Linked DNA regions of Mus musculus: region 2 is linked to region 1. The links are chromatin loops, found by intact Hi-C in ENCODE. Cell type or tissue: left cerebral cortex. All regions are shown on one strand. Links, peaks and the distances in the headings refer to the core of each region. The heading gives the core; the rest is flanking DNA.

Region 1 (5,367 bases), core at 107-5,106:
TGAGAGAGACAGAGGGGCTCGCTGAATTCCAATGCCTGTCAGCTGAGGTTTCAGCAGGCCCCATGGGCCTGGCGAGGGAGATGAGGCTACAAGCCCTAGTAAATCTGGAATGTGATGGTGGCCAGAGCAAAAGTTGGGGGTATGGCCCAGGCCCAGGCCCAGCCCCAACCCCTGGAGAACAGTAACATGGTACACGTCCCACAACTTCCTGGGCTGGATCTTTTGGCAGCTCTCTTTGGGAGTCTGACTACCGTGATCCCAATAATCCTACTTAGGATTTAAGGTGGTGCCTCTCAAAGAGGGTAAGAGACTGTCCCAAGCCAATCTCAATCAATAAGAGCTGGATCCAGGGCTGTTCAACCCCTCAAACCAAGAAGTCTACAATCAACGACCCCTCCCCCCATTTAGCTTTCTACTTCCTTTCCCAATCCTCACTGGCATGGAAGAGTCCTGGACTTGCTCAGGTGGCCCTTTGCTGGCTCCCTTCTTTCCAGATGGTGAGCTGGGGGCATGGTCACCTATAGAGATCAGAAGAGAGTTAGTCCTGCACACAGTCTGGCTGCCCGGAGGAGCTTAGATGGAGTTGCTCAGTGTGTGAATTTGAGTGTCATATTTTAAAACGTTTTTGTGTTTTCTTGTATGTGTATGAGTGTTTCACCTGTGAGTATGTCTATGCATCACTTGCATGCAATACTAGAAGAGGTCAGAAGTAGGGGCTGGATTCCCCCGAATTGGGGTTTTGGTTTGGAAGCAGGGGCTCACTGCGTCAAGCCCTGGCTGACCTCAAACTCACAAAGATTCTCTTGCCCCTGCTTCTTCTGGGTGTTGGGATTAAAAGTACAAATCACCATGCCCTACCCATGTCACTTTTTTTTTTTGGAGATAGTCTCAGATAGCCCAGGCTAGCCTCGAACTCACTATGAAATTGAGAATGCTCTTGAACGCCTGAGTCTTCTACCCCCACCTCCTAAATGGTTACAGACTTGTTTCACAATGCCACCAATCTCAGGCGGCTAGCTCTGTTCGTTGAGAACCAGGAGGCTTAGGGAGCATCAACAATCACTAGTCGTGGGTCGAACAGCAACCACGTTGTGAGGGGGTAATTTGAAGCCAGAGTAGACACAGCCTGCACCTAAGAAATTTAGGAGACACCAACTCCCTGAGGTGCTCACCGCCTGATGCTAGGTGCTGCTTCAGCTTTTCGTCCAGCATGCGGCAGAGCCTGTCTCCGAAGTGCTGGAGTATCTTGGCTTCCTTCCCGCTGCGCAATGGTAGCGGGTACCGTTGGAGGGAGCGCAATGCCTGGCGAACACAAGGGAGAAGAGAGCTTATCAAACTAGGATTCACGGATCACCTGACTCTGCCAGAGCACTGTCACCAGAAACAGCTGGGACTCACCTTTTGAAACACGAAACGCGTGTGGCGCCCCCTGCTGGCTGCCTCGTCCCGCCACTCGGTCAGCCAACGAACGAAGAGCGGGTTGGGGCAAACGGGCAGCGGACGCTTCCGGCCCAGGCGGACCGGCTCCGCCATAAGAACTAGACTGGCTCCTTCAGAGTCTCAAAAAACCCCTGAGACTAGGATCGCGACAATTCAGTTGGTATAAGAACACTTGTTTGAGGGTAGGGTCTCTCCAACCTAGCAGGGCACCAGCTCATGGAATGACCTCCTTTCGCCATGTACTATGCAGTAAGAGGCTAGCTCGGTTTGCACGGCCTTTCCTTAGAACCGCCCCCATTCGCCCGCCGGCACCAGCCTTTTGGACAGGCCCCACCCAGGCCATGGAGCTTTGACCCACCCTTTCCTCTCACCCAAAAATTCGAGAGCAGACTCTTTTTTTTTGTGTACTGACTGTTAAAAAGGAGGACAGCGCCCCCTGTGACTGGGAGGGCCGGTGTGGGGGTACACTCAGAAACCTGAACTTGGCTTGCTTCAAGGTCTCATAAGGCTATTTCAGGCTCACTATCGTAGAAGAGGCTGGGAAAAAGAGGGCTTAAGAAAAGTGGAGGAGAGGGACGGACACAAGTCCAAGAATATTTGTGGGAGGGACATCTTAAAGGGGTACAAGGAATGAAATAAAGCTAAGGCAGAAGCAGAAAGATCTCGAAATGTGCCAAGTCGGGGATATTTGTGCACAGAAGACTCAGGCTAGGTGAATGGCGAAGATGTGTATTTAATTCCTCCCTTTCAAGGAGGAATAAGAGGTGTATCCTAGAAGGTGGAGAGTTCGAATGTGGGCACATGGTTGGATCCCGGGGATGCTAGTTAGACACTTCGCTTCTGTGGCTCATTAAAAGTGAAGGAGCCTCAGGGAGGATGAAGGTGGGAACCTTGCTGGGGCAGGGATGTCTCAAGCTGAGGGACACAGGGCTCAATAGAACATAGAGGTCCCTTCAGTGTTTGGAACAACGCACGGTCTTCAGCTGTCACGCTGTCACTCCGGAAGTCGTCGGGAGCCCAATTCGCAGACCCTCTTCTCAGTCTAGCTTTTGTGCACCCGCCTCTTTCCTCAAGCAGCCTTATAAGGAGCCTGCAGCTGGCGCTTGGACTGGGCACGCCCTCTGGAGGCTTATGCCCTAATAAGGACATCTAGGGCATCCCGCGACCAGGGGCGGAAGGAGTGCGTCTCCAGGGTAACTGCGTGGCCCCTCCCCCCGTTGCTCTGGGAAACTGCTAGTCTCGAAAAAGGTGGAGCCAGCCTTCTCCTTAGGAGGGGCCCTTGGGAGAGAAGGGGGTCAAGCTTCGGCCTCCACCTGGAGCTCCAGCAGTGTAGCCCACGGGTGCAGTCACCTGGAGCTCCCGCAGTGTAGCCCACGGGTGCAGTCTGACTACAATCCCCTGACTACAACCCCCGGCATCCTCTGCGTGCTGCCTCGCTCCTGGGGAAGCTCCTCTTTTACACCCTTTATTCAGCTTGGGGAGGTCAAGGGCCCCGGTTTCCTTTGCCTCTGAGTTGTTTGCGACTTTGCCCTTTTTTTCTAAGGCCATGGTCATTGTTTCAGGTCAGAGAAATTCTCCTGGAGTTCCCACCCCAGTTTATTTTAAACTTTTGCTTTCATATAGATTCTCTTCAGTCTTTGTGCTAAAATGATCATAAACCTATCAACTCTGGAATTAAATTGAAGTATTCCTTTTCCTGTATCGTAAAAGAAACATAAAGAAGTTTTTTTTTTGTTTTGTTTTGTTTTGTTTTGTTTTTTGATTTTTCAAGACAGGGTTTCTCTGTGTAGCCCTGGCTGTCCTGGAACTCACTTTGTAGACCAGGCTTGCCTCGCACTCAGAAATCCGCCTGCCTCTGCCTCCCGAGTGCTGGGATTAAAGGTGTGCGCCACCATGCCCGGCCATAAGGAAATTTTTAGTGCACAACTCTTCACCCTTCCCCCATGAATTACGTTTGATCTAACAATTTGCCAAACGTCTTTAGACAACGCCAAAGCTCTCAAACTTTTTATGTTAGCATTTCCTGTTTTTTAAAAAATCCTATTTGTTGAAATTTTACTCCACGGGAGCATTTCTATTGGCTTGAAGACACCGTTATACTTGGCGATTCTCTTTTCTGTGAGAGAGGATCCCAAGCTGATGATTCAAAATCTTTTTTCAGGAACCATAAAGAACAAAAAACCACTTAATTTCTGGGATAAAGAAAGTAGAGAATTATATTCAGGTCATTTTTATCAAACGATGGGCCTCTGGCTCAGAGCGTTTTTTGGTCCATTGCACCAATGGGCTCACTCTCCGTGCAACAGCCCACGCCTCTCGGCCTCCGCCTACTCTGCGCCTCAAGCTCTGCGGAACCCGGTAGCAGCTAGTTCTATTTCGGTGCAAAATCCTCGGACTTCACTTCCCGTCGGCCCGCGCGGCAAGCGCCGGAAGGCCGCCCCGCCCCTCATTGTGCGGCTCCTACTAAACGGAAGGGGCCGGGAGAGGCCGCGTTCAGTCGGATCCCGGCAGCAGCTGCGGCGGCTCAGGTCTTCAGTTGCTCTTTCTGTCTCCCTTTCGTTTCCGGAAACATGGTGAGCATTAGGCCACTGCGCCCGAGGGAAGTGGGTTCGTGATCCGTCGCTTGCGCGCCGGGCGGGGTGGGGGCGGCAGAGAAGCGGTCTTGGTATCCCATCCCCCAGCACCCCGAGCGAGATTAAGGGTCTCATTGAAGGGCAGGCCGCGCGTGCGCGCCTCCGGGCGCTGGGAAGGGCCGATTCGGACGTCGCTCGCGCGCCCCCTGGCTCCTCTCCCCTCCCCCATCCTGCCTTTGCGCCAGCGCGGCCACTGGCCGTGGGGGAGGGGTCCAGTGTGCGGGGCCTCGGGCAACGCTCGCTGGTTCTCGATGGCGCGCGCTGGACCAGAGCACGCGGCATCCAAACCCTGGCCCGGGGCCGCTAGGGAAAAGCGCGCGAGGTGTCGGCGCGCGCCCCACCCAAGGGCTGTTCCCTTCCCCGCATCATCCTCCCTCTGCGGCTAGGTTGGTCTCCACAGCAGGTGGCAGGGATTCCGCCGTCAGGGCGGGGCGGGGGCGGCCGCGGTGTGGCTCTGGGAGATGCTGAGGCATCGGGGAACCTGATTGAGACGCTGGTTCTGGAGCCTTCTTGCAACACGAGTCACGGAGTGGGTTCCTGTACAGGCTATCGCCCCACTTCTAGAAAGAGCGATTACACACTCCATTCTGTAGTCACTGTACCTCGGGCTAGAGCTAGAACAGCGCGTGCGCACATGCTTGGGCCCTGCCATCCCGGCTGCAGCTCTAGCCGAGCTAGGCCTTTTGCTGCTCTGCCGGATGGGGCCGAGGGTGGAGCCGCGTTTAGGGAAGTGACCGAGGCGGGTACCGCCCGGAAGCCACCAGCTTTTATGCTTAGCCTGAGGGCACGGGAAACTGTTTTTTGGAGTGAGACTGGCCAGAGCTACCTCTCCAGCTGACTGCGTTTACGCCTATTCCTAAAGGCGAGCCTTAGGCGTTGAGACATCTGAGGTCCGGCCGCCTCGCTGCCTCTGGGCTACGAGTGTCTCTTGGGGAGGCCCTGAACCTAGTCCAATCTTTCTCCGCCTACTCCGGAAGCGGGTGAATCACGTGGCTAGCTTCCTCTGCAGTTCCATGGTGGTGGTGGGGAGGGTTGGTTGTAGATTTCTGATTGGGTCGTCCCCCAGGGCCGTACAAAGCAGAAAGTTTTCGGCGATTTGGGGCATCACAGTTTGACCTATTAATTTGTCAGTCTTTTTTTTTTTTTAAAGGACTCACCATTCTTGGATGACAGGGAGTTGTCCAGCAGGGCCTTAATTAAGGGTTGTAATTCTTGTGTATGGGAGATCTCGGCAGGAAAGAGTGTCATTTATACAATGACTGCATTTCTAATGAGCAATAAACTACCGAGCAGC
Region 2 (5,367 bases), core at 148-5,147, 190 kb before region 1:
TTTGGTGGGTGAGCCATAGGAAAGCCAAGGCCAAGGCCTGGTGGAGGTGGTGGAGGTGGTGGAGGAGGCTGTAGAGGGGGAAGTCCCATAGGTGGTGGTGGCATAGGAATCCCAGACAGCTATGGGGAAAAAAATACAGCTATGAATTAGAAAGCATTTATTCAATTTATAAGCATTTGCTAGAGACCTAGCAAAAGAGCCAGATACTAGAATTTGAAGTCTAATGACGTAGGATTCAAGAAAATACACCATAAAAGAATCAAAAGATGCTAACTTTAGCACACTGATCAAAGCTATTAGCTTCTCTGAAAAAATATGAGGAACATTCATATTACATTTTGCATTCAATTTAAGGAGGTACAAGGACACCTCTAAAATCCATACAGGAACTTCACAAAACACACATACACAAACACACCAATAAACTCCAGGTCAAAGCCACAACTTTAGAGGAAGAGAAACAAATACTAGAATCAGAAAGGACTTAAAGAAATAGGAACTAGGGCTGGATAGATGGCCAAGCAGTTAAGAGCTGCTCTTCTATAATATCAGGGCTCAATTCCCAGCACCCCGATGGAAGCTCACAGTTCTGTAACTCCAGCCCCAGAATGACCCAACGCCCTTCAATGGCCTCCTAAAACACTGCATGCACGTGACGCACAGGTAGAAACTTGGACAAAATACAAATTCAGACAAAACACTTATATACATAAAAATAAGTTAAAAAAAAAGTAATAACCAACATTCCAAGGCATAGGATATCTACGTTGTACTAGATGCAGGGAGTATATTATTCAAGTCAGGGCATTATCCTTTACCGTTTCAATAACTTTGGGAGCTATACCTGGCAGGAGAAAGCATGACCACTTCCAGCTGAGAAAGGATCAAGGAACATTTCCAGATATTCTAGTGGAATCTTGAGTGATAAGTCAAATTTGGAGGAGTAGACATTGGGGATTAAAACAGTAGCAGCACTAAATCAGAAGTGAAGAGGTCACAATTTTGTCTCCTTAGACCTCACCCTTAACTTACGGTCCCATCTGCTAGCTCAACACATGGCTATCCTGAGCAGAAAAGATCCTCGAAGCAATCTCTTACCTGTGCTGACATAGGAGGAGGAGCCGCTTTGTCCCCATCTTCTCCTCTCAAAACTGGTCGATTCAGGACAATGCCCGTCTACAAGAAAAAAGAGAGCTCTAGGTCAGACTACAAGGACGTATTCCATTACATAACCTCCTCTTCCATTTATTTACTTAACAAAATGTACCCAGTGCCCACTTGACAGAGACTGGGGCTGGAACCTGAGAAAAGCAACAGGAGTAGAAGTAATTACAATAAAGCAAAACCAAGAACTGACAAAATGGTCAAGAGCCGGCTTGCTGCGTTGAAGTACACAAAAAAGACCTAGCCCGGTGTGCTGGAGCACTCGGAAGGCAAACGCATTAGGATCTCTTAAGTTTGAGGCCAGCCAGGGCTACACTGAGAAACCCTATCGCGAAAGAACAAACAAAAAAAGTATATGAAACGAAGATCCAGCCGCGGAGTGGTGGCGCACGCCTTTAATCCCAGCATTTGGGAGAGGCAGGCGAATTTCTGAGTTCCAGGCCAGCCTGGTCTACAGAGTGAGTCCAGGACAGCCAGGGCTATACAGAGAAACCCTGTCTCAAAAAAAAAAAAAAAAACCAAAAAAAAAAAAAAAAAGAAAAGAAAAAGAAAAAAGAAAGAAGAGAAGAGAAGAGAAGAGAAGAGAAGAGAAGAGAAGAGAAACGAAGATCCATCCGTGAGTAGTCTTAAAGGCCTCCAGGAAAAGTGAGACCTAGCCTGCACTGACAACACTCACCTGACGGGTGTAGGTCTGCAGCCGCTCTACTAACTCCTCGCGACTCCCTATAGGACGAAGCACAGAATCAGGGGGTCAGCATCACCTCGAGCAGGCCAATTTGGCGAGGTCAGGTCCCACAGGCCTGTCTCCGCCCCCCGCCCCGTGGGTCTCCTGGGTAACCAAGCTCCACTTCGCCACAAGCCCACGCAGGGCCCCTCTCGACCGCCTCTGCGCCTCACCCTGGATCGGCGCTCCTATCTCTGCCAATCTGGCCTGAAGCTCCTGCGCAGCCCAGGCTCCATAGTGGCCTGGAGGTGGAGGCGGTGGCAACTGCAACTCTCCTTTGGGAGGTTCGGGATGCTCCGCCGCCATCTTAGCCACAAGAAGGCGCGAGACCAACACGGAAGCTCGGGTCAGCCGCCGGGCCTACTTCCAGAAACTTCCGGTTGCGTAATCCACGTCCCGCGGTGATTGGAGAGAACTTGGTCCAAACACACGCCCTTTCCCTTACCGGGGAATAGGAATCGCCGCCAACGGAGGTTGCAGAGCCTTCTGGGAGTTGTAGTTTGCGGATGCGCCATCTAGAGGACGAACGCTCGCTATGACATCCGGTATGCAGCAGTAGTAATACATCCGCTGCCTGGCTGCAAGAGCTTACTCTACCCAGAGCAGATGCATTCTTCTTCTCTCCTGGCCAAACACATACTAAGTCTTCTGTCCCGACACCCTTCAATGATGAGAGACCTGGGTGCTTATTTCTCCTAGGAGCTCATAGAGATTCCTTTCCGGCGCCCGAATGGGAGGTTGGTGCCGATGGCTCTGATAAAACAGTGTTTGTCTGCTCACTCCCGCCCAGGCGTGCTTGAATGGGCTGAAAGGGGATCGGAGCCGGTGGAGGAACGGACCGCCAAGCTGAGTTCCAGCTGCTGACCTGGGGGAAGGGCACTGCTAAAATAAAATCCCCTTTTGCACCTTCGAAAAAGTCTTAAATAAATGTATTCTCTGTCAAATGCTTCCTTCCCCCTTTCGAGGAATGTTCATTAATACATTTTCCACCTTTCAGGTGTTTTATTATATGTATATGTACCGCTTGCATGCCTGGTATCTGTAGAAGCCAGAAGTGTCAGATCTGGAACTGGAGTTACACTTTTGTGAATCGAACCCAGGTCCTCTGCAAAAGCAACAGTGCTCTTAACACCAATTCTCAAGCCCCAAGGTTTTTGTTGTTTAAGACAAATGTGTCCATATGTGGCCCAGGCTACCCTAGAACTTCTGATCCTTTGCAGGCTACAGATATATACTATCACACCCGATTTCATGGAGTGGAAGATCAAGAGTCATGTAGTTCAGACTGTCTTGGGACAAAATCGAGCCCAAGCCAACCTCTAGCTCTTGGCAATCCTCCTGCCTCTGCTTCTTGAAAACTGGGCTTACTGCTGCCAGCTAATCCATTGTCTTTGTTTCATTTTTAAGTCTTTCCTGTCCTTTATTCCCACCTCCATTCCCCCAAACAGGATCTGGAACTTGATCTTCTTCTATCTTGAAGTATTTAGCATCCAGGAGGCAGCTAATAAATGAGTTGGGAGGTGGGGGTATCTAACCTGGGGACTTTATATTCTTGTAGGAAAAACAAAAAAACCTCAGGACCTTTCTTGGGGCAAGACACCATGACCCTTGCCTGCCCAACATCCACCAATTTATTTTATCTCCTTCCCTCTCCTAGTTCTGCCGCTCTCAATGACAGCCTGTTTGGTTTGTGTGTGATGAATAAAGGAGAGGAACACAAATGGTCTCATTTCCCACCCACGCGCTTCAGATCTTTTCCTAGCCACCTCCGTTTCACCAGCTGTCCTCAAGGGAGGAGTAATTGGAAAGGAGGGGTGAGCAGGATGCAGGAAAGGTGGGGTCTGAGACAGACAGATAGAGTACAGCTGGTAAAAGCGGTTCTTGTTCCCTTCACCTATACCCAAATGGTGACTCTTCCCCATTGGGTTCTCATCACTACCCTACACTGGGATTGCAGACGGAACCAAAGCCGGAAAGGACAGAACTAAAGAATGAGCGGCGGTGGCTTTTCCTTGTGCTTGCCAGCTTACTCAGACAACCATTTTTAACCCAAAGGAAGTCTCTGCTCCCTGTAATCAGAGAGCCCCGGACAGGTCACCTGAGGCTGGAGGCCCCAGTATGCTCAGGCAGGACTCCAGAGGAGTCCAGGGGGAGGAAGAGGAGGAGGAGAAGGGCAGGGTCTCTAAGGCAAGATAAAAGAGCAGATGGGTCGGTAATATAACTAGGGCCAGAAAAGGACATACCAAACAGGATGATTTTTTTTTTTCATGATTGCCCTGGGATGCAGATAGGATACCAAACTCTGCAAAGAGAAAGACTGAAAGAAAACAGAAGCTGACATGCCCGTGTGCCCCTGCCTCTGAAGTCAGGATCCTTACATAATGCCCACTTATTGGCTGTGTGAGACCAGAAGGGACCAGTGCAGCCCTGTTAAAGTACCAGAGTTGGGTGGTTAACCTACCTGAAGATCCTTTCCTTGCCCAGAATAAAGGAGACAACATCCATGCCATCCCTAGAATCAACTGTGGTCTCATGGCATCTAATGTGGCTGTAGGGGGTGCCACTATTAGACACCCACCAGGAGCTCTTTCAATTAGAGCTGCTACAAGGAAACAGGTGCCCATTTCAGTGCTGAGAAGTGGCAGGACTCTTGACTCCTGTTGCCTCTTGACTCCAAGATGGAATAAAAGCAGAAACCAGAAATGAACTGGAGTTTCTGACTCCGAGTGCAAGGTGCCTTGGCAGAGACCCCAGATCAACAGCAGCTCTGGTCAGAACTGAGAACGCTGGAGTCCTGACCAGGCCTGGGTAAACTTCTAGGTTCTGCCTCAGGAGAGCTGGAGGGCAAACTGGAAGGGAAGGGGCCAGACAGGCGAGTAGAGGTGGGAAGTACGGGGGAAGAGAGAGAGGGAATATAGGAGACTCCTTGTGCACCTGAACCTCTAAGCCAACCACAAGAAGCGCCAGTGACCGACAGGACCCAGCCATGCCTCGGTTTTCGCTTCTGATGGACAATGGTGTTGAGCTCTTTCTACAAGATTGCAAGGGAAAGATACCTGTATCTAAAGATGCCAATACCAACAGGAGAACGCTCACCAGCAGCAGGCAAGCTACGCAGTCCCCCTCCTCTTGCTGCTTTTTCTTTTCCCCCTCCTCTGAGCCGCCAGGCCCCCGCCCCCGCCCCGCCCCCGGTGTGAGATGGGGGACGGGCGGCGGGTATAGCTGAGCTGAGCTGAGCTGAGCGGACAGACTCAGACGCTGCCACCTGATCCCATCCAGGCGCAGCAAAGCAAGCTATCGGCATTCTGCGTTCAGAGCCCCCGTTGCCCTAAGACCCGGCAGATTTCAGGACAAGGGGCACAGGGGGAGCGGAGGGTAGCCCTGACCCAAGTCGGAGACAGAGCCTGCCTGCGTGAGTACTGCAGTAGCCAGCCCGGGGCTGGAGGGAACAAGGGTGCACTGCAAAGAGGATGGGGGCC

The links. A loop is a pair of places that touch in the nucleus more often than their neighbours do. Peaks named below come from ENCODE experiments on the same cell type or tissue, not always from the same donor. Only the 100,000 strongest peaks of a DNase experiment are listed, where the experiment ranks them.
Region 2: a loop joins it to region 1, with 6 times the contacts of the local background. A loop is called at or near these places in 1 of 42 quality-filtered maps.

The regions. Positions count from the first base shown.
Region 1 is chr19:5,486,590-5,491,956 of GRCm38, forward strand. Mus81 (MUS81 structure-specific endonuclease subunit) reads right to left here and starts at 1,790. Exons shown (of 16, transcript NM_027877.4): 1 at 1,399-1,790; 2 at 1,173-1,302; 3 at 436-518. The coding sequence starts at 1,533. Cfl1 (cofilin 1, non-muscle) reads left to right here and starts at 3,866. Exons shown (of 4, transcript NM_007687.5): 1 at 3,866-4,013. The coding sequence starts at 4,011. In left cerebral cortex, for the core only: CTCF peaks have their summits at 682, 1,419 (motif pointing left), 1,908 and 2,558 (motif pointing left); DNase peaks (open chromatin) are centred at 1,454, 1,837, 2,597, 3,845 and 4 more places; H3K4me3 peaks cover 4,369 bases; H3K27ac peaks cover 4,417 bases.
Region 2 is chr19:5,293,201-5,298,567 of GRCm38, forward strand. Sf3b2 (splicing factor 3b, subunit 2) reads right to left here and starts at 2,255. Exons shown (of 21, transcript NM_030109.2): 1 at 2,062-2,255; 2 at 1,841-1,887; 3 at 1,099-1,176; 4 at 1-119. The coding sequence starts at 2,194. Gal3st3 (galactose-3-O-sulfotransferase 3) reads left to right here and starts at 5,131. Exons shown (of 3, transcript NM_001024717.2): 1 at 5,131-5,300. In left cerebral cortex, for the core only: a CTCF peak has its summit at 2,400 (motif pointing left); DNase peaks (open chromatin) are centred at 2,326, 3,223, 3,648 and 4,169; H3K4me3 peaks cover 2,884 bases; H3K27ac peaks cover 3,087 bases.